2 separate regions of the Mus musculus genome follow, and region 2 is linked to region 1. The links are chromatin loops, found by intact Hi-C in ENCODE. Cell type or tissue: left cerebral cortex. All regions are shown on one strand. Region 1 overlaps Apbb2 (amyloid beta (A4) precursor protein-binding, family B, member 2). Region 2 overlaps Limch1 (LIM and calponin homology domains 1).

Region 1 (2,500 bases):
CCGAGGAAACAGAGCTGGAGACATGTTGCATCTTTTGTGGGGAGCTATGGAAAGACATCTGCATTCTGGAGACCCTCCCTGAAGAGCCCAGCCCTGCTGGACGAGTGAATTACTTTTGTATCTAAGCAGGCTGTGAATGTCTCAGAGTGTCCATCACCCAAAGTTCCTTTCCAGAATCCTATGGGGCCAGGTTCGAGCACCTGCTGGTCCACTCTCTGCATAGCCACCCATGCACTGTTAACAGCTATGACTCACTCTGACTCCTACAGAGCTCCTACAGGGAAGAGGACAAGACTTGCCTGTCCTTTAGTTAGCCTATTCAGGGCATCTACCACCAGGCCCAGCCACTAATTGTTGATAATGACATCTCTTGTCCCAGCAGCATCCTTTAAAATTCAGAGACTCACAGCAGCCGGTTCCCGGGTGACTCACTTGGACAAGTGACCAGAAATTAACTGGGGGGAAAGAAGCCGGGCTTCTGCCAGGACTTCAGTATTATGCTCAGCCATGTTGGCAAATAAAGGAAAGGAAACAGCTTTAGAAATACAAAACTCTGTCCCCTGGGCTGAGAGGGGAATAAGTTCTAGCCAATGATGCACATGTCAGCCCTGCTGTGGGCTGGGGGAGTTGGGAGTGAGGGTGGGGGAGGTGGAACACACCATGCAGGGTTAAGCTGGGCAGCCAGGCTTTGTGCCTTGGTATTCTGTGGCCAACTACACCCAAGCAGAACACTGGGCTCTTCCTTCCTAGGGACGAGAAAAGATCTTACTATTCCCTCCATGAATTCCCACCCTGAAGCCATGCCTCGGTGGCTCTATCTTATTCCCAGGACTTGGCACATTTGCCCCGGGTTCGGGGCCTGGCTTCTTGACTGAGTCACGCAGATACGCACTCCCCTTGACAAAGGGCATTCTCTTTGACTGGCTGATGCCAGGGATGGTTTCTCTCTCTCTCAGAACTGGCTGCAATAAAGCTTTCCATACACTTCCTGTTCTGTGACCTTGCTCAGCTCTCAAGAGTCCATTTCTCTACCTCCTGAATTAGTCGAGTTCTGTTTTGACTAATAGAAGATAGTGGTACCATTTCCAAGAAAAGCCTGCTCTCACCTGGTAGCTTTGGCTTCCTGTCTTTCCTGCCCAGTGAACTGTACTGCTAAAAGCCCAAGCAACACAGAGTGGGCCCTGGAGGATGAGTCCGGGGAAGGGCTGCTCTAGATGCAGATCTTCCAGGTCCTGCTGCCTACTAGTGGATCACAGAGGAACTGCACTGCTGTGTGGCTGAATTCTGCACAAACTCCCAAACTCCAAGTCATGAGGAAAATGAAACTGTTTCCAGTTACCAAGTTCTGGAGCAGTTTATTATGTAATACAGAGGACGAGATCCCAAAGCCACACAGTAAATAAGAAGCAAATCTTGAGCGGGCCAGGTCCAGCCAGAGTCTTAGCCATCACACTGAATGCTAAGTATGTTTGCTCCCTTGGCATTAATCATTTTACAAATGTTTTCTTTCTTTCTTTTTTCCCCCACCCAGAGAATGAATCAACCATGCAAATCAAATCCAAGAGTTTCTCATAGTTCAGAATTTCTGAAGAAAACAAAGTCGTTTTCAATGGCACGGACTACTACACGCAGCTATAACATCCCACAGAAATGCGAAGGCATGAAAGTGCATTTGTTGCAGATCAGAAACAGATCTGAATGAGAGAAGACGCTCCCTGCGATTTCCTGTTTATCTCTTAGGGTTAATCTAGTGAATTGCTAGCTAATAGAATTACTTCATGGAAATTTATGCTAATAGGAACCAAGGGAAGGCTCGGATAAATAAATCTCAAGAGGAATATTAGAACCTTGCACTCCTATCCCGTTTGCTGGAGAGTTACGCTGTCAAGCATACCCAGCCCCGACTAGCCTCACTCCTTCCTTCCTTTCTCCATGTGGGGCTGGGTGTAGCAAGAACAGAACAAGAAAAGCCCTCATAAGATCCAGTGCCTGGATAATAAAATGGCTGAGCGGACCAGGCACTAACTGCAAACGGACATAAGCAATGGAAAGTACTGCAGTGATGAACTATGCTTATGTCCCTGCAGAAGACACCGCAAAATCATGTCTTATTTTGATATAAGTTTCAAACCCAACAGTGTCACCTACTCAGTGTTCTCTGTAGGCCTGTTGCATCTGCATCTGTGTGGCTCCTGGACTCATTAATGTGAGCCTTTGTCCTCAGCAGTGTGACGATCATATCAACCTTGCCAAGGCCAGCATGCCACAAAGCACTGGGCCATAGGAGTCCAGAAGAATCCATCTTTAGGCAATGACCTCCCAGTTCCAGAACTCACACCCACCCTTGGCAACTCTGCTACCTTAACCCCATCTAGATAGACAGCCAAAGCGACCTTAAGCCTGGGGAAACAGTGGCTTGGAACAAGAGGTTTGGGAGTCATGTGCACAGGGTTGAAGACTTCTTATTTCCACCAGCTACCAGATGAGCACACTGTGAGAT
Region 2 (2,500 bases), 620 kb after region 1:
GCTCTGAAGTGGGAGTGGTGGCCTCCTGGGCTGATGTGGGCACATGATGACATGCCACCTCTTTCAGTTTTCTTCTACTTCACCTTTCTCACGGGATGCTGCTGAAACCATGGTTCTCTTCCTTTATACATAGGTTGGAACTGAACTCAGATCTATTGCGATACTTAGGTTGTATCCACATAAACCATCCCATTCTAAATCCTCCTGATAGGCTCAGCTCTGTAAGAATAGGATTATAATAGTGACCACCATGCAACTGCGTGCCTGCTCACTGAGGAATGAGTGAAGACACATTCTGGGTACAAATGCTTAAAATATAAAAAGAAGCAAACTTCCTGAGATTTCATTTATATATTAAGCCAGAGAAGTATATCAAACAATATGTAACGAAATGCTAGGTTATAGGCTAAGGACATCAGAGGAATATGAGATGACAAAGATTAGGTAAGACCAATGTAGCTAGAATGCAGTATGGGAAAGTTTTGTGTGGGATGTGGAGTTTGAAGCCTGACCTTCACTGTGGATATTTGATTGACCTGGGGGACAGATGCAGCTGTTCCACACAGTGGGGATATGAAAGTGAAAGGAGTGCAAGGGAGACGCCACGTGGTATTGCAGACTAGATGCTGTCCTTTCCAGACAGAGACACCGGTTCCCTTCCCTCCCTGATACTTGTGAGATCTCTCCACATCTTCTCTCTCTCTCTCTCTCTCTCTCTCTCTCTCTCTCTCTCTCTCTCTCTCTCTCTCTCTGTGTGTGTGTGTGTGTGTGTGTGTGTGTGTGTGTTAGAAGCCCAATAAAAACCTAGCACCTTGCATTTTAGAATGCTGGCTTATGTTAGAAGATCCTGTTGTAATGCACATACAGCATCCTAGACTAGAGGGTTGGGAAGAGATTCAGATGTTTCCCTGAGCTGAAGATGAACCGATTCTATGTTTGTAGCCTATTGAAAGTCGCACTTCCATCTTCATGATATTCAGTGTTGACTGTCAGTTGGATAGACTCTGGAGTTGCCTAGGAGACAAGCCTCCGAGCGTGTCTCGGCTGGGTTAACCACCGAGGTGGGAAGACCCACTCTAAACGTGGATGGCATCATCAAATAGTCTGAGGAACAGGGAGAATGGGAGCTGAGCACCAGCGTCCATCTCTTCTTTCCGACAGCAGACGCAGTGTGGCCAGCACCCTCGTGCTCCTGCTGCCATGACGGACTGTATCCCCTTGAACCAAGAGCCCAAGGCAGCCTCCCTCCCTTATGTTGCTTTCACCCTGTATTTTTACCACAACAAGAGACTTGGCTAGTGCAGTCTCCCTCAAAGCTATCTCCACGGTGGTGCTGGCGGTTTCTGTCCGCCGTTGTCAGTCACGCTTGCATTTGGATCTCCTCCCTGCTTGGTGGTCTGAAAATGACCCTCTCCCAAATTACCTCAAGAACTCCATGCAGTAGGCCAAACACGGCCTGAACATGGTTAAGTAAGTGTCTGACTTCAGTTTGTGTATAGAAGTAAGTACTGGAGCACTATTACCTAGACTAATACATGCCAGATAGTTACTGTGAGATTGCACATCTGCCAAGCACTTAGCTTGGTGTCCAGGTGACTTGTAGCCCACAGGAGCCCTTATTTTTTGTATTACCATAATCAAGTACAAGGTAAAATAGTACATTTTCCCCCTAGAAATACAAAATAGGGAGAAATATAAAGATTTGGGGAATTTACATAAGATTATCGAAATTACCATTTTGAGCAGATGTGAATTTTATATGTATGAGATGGATTTTTTTGTCTTCTCCCAGCTGCTGGTGTCCGTCAGTCCAGTTCATTCCCTAAAAGTCAGGCAGCTGTCAACAGCTCTTTCTAGGAGACTCTATCGCTTATTTCTTCCCCTGGCTCTTTCTGTATCTGTTGTGTTCTCCAGTCTTGGCTCTCTTCTACCACCTGGGCTTCCAAGATTCCACTCTCCAGGCACAGAGACCCCCGGTCACTCCATTTCATGAAGACTGACCAAACTTCTCTCACACAGTCACTCATCCCCAATGTCGGAGCCCCCAGTGGTCGATGGCAGTTCTTGTGTGATGAGCCAAGCCCGGCTCTTGGGTACCTCAAGCACTCTGTGAGCTTTTCTCAGACTGAGTGATGAGGTGGGGCTGTTTGTCCCTTGTCTTCAACAAGCTTGTGGCCCTCCTCAAAAAAAAAAAAAAATCAGCAGTTTCCTTCTGTTTTCTGACCCAGGGGAACAATCAGATCTTTCTTGCTCCTTCTGCTTCTCAGTGAGGGCAGGACAAAGGCATCCGGGTAGGCGCTGTTTGCCTCGCAGTTGACACCAACTGCAGATTCCTGTCAAATGTCGACAGGAAAGTGTTTTTCCCCAACCAGAAGTCATCTTAAGGTTGGTAGATTAATGTTCTTGAAATGAAAATCTATTAAATACTAACGTATATCTGTATATAAAAATTGTTTAGCAATTTCAAGATGATATGTGCCAGAGGAGATAAATTGAACAC

The links. A loop is a pair of places that touch in the nucleus more often than their neighbours do. Peaks named below come from ENCODE experiments on the same cell type or tissue, not always from the same donor. Only the 100,000 strongest peaks of a DNase experiment are listed, where the experiment ranks them.
Region 2: a loop joins it to region 1, with 3.0 times the contacts of the local background. A loop is called at or near these places in 4 of 42 quality-filtered maps.

The regions. Positions count from the first base shown.
Region 1 is chr5:66,384,617-66,387,116 of GRCm38, forward strand. All of the region lies in intron 9 of Apbb2 (amyloid beta (A4) precursor protein-binding, family B, member 2), which reads right to left. Among named protein-coding and RNA genes, the nearest start is that of Gm52775, 120 kb to the right of the region's middle. In left cerebral cortex, a CTCF peak has its summit at 1,254; DNase peaks (open chromatin) are centred at 288 and 1,234.
Region 2 is chr5:67,008,405-67,010,904 of GRCm38, forward strand. The region is part of intron 13 of Limch1 (LIM and calponin homology domains 1); the gene reads left to right. Among named protein-coding and RNA genes, the nearest start is that of Gm33040, 10 kb to the left of the region's middle. In left cerebral cortex, no CTCF peak of the experiment used is centred here; a DNase peak (open chromatin) is centred at 1,014.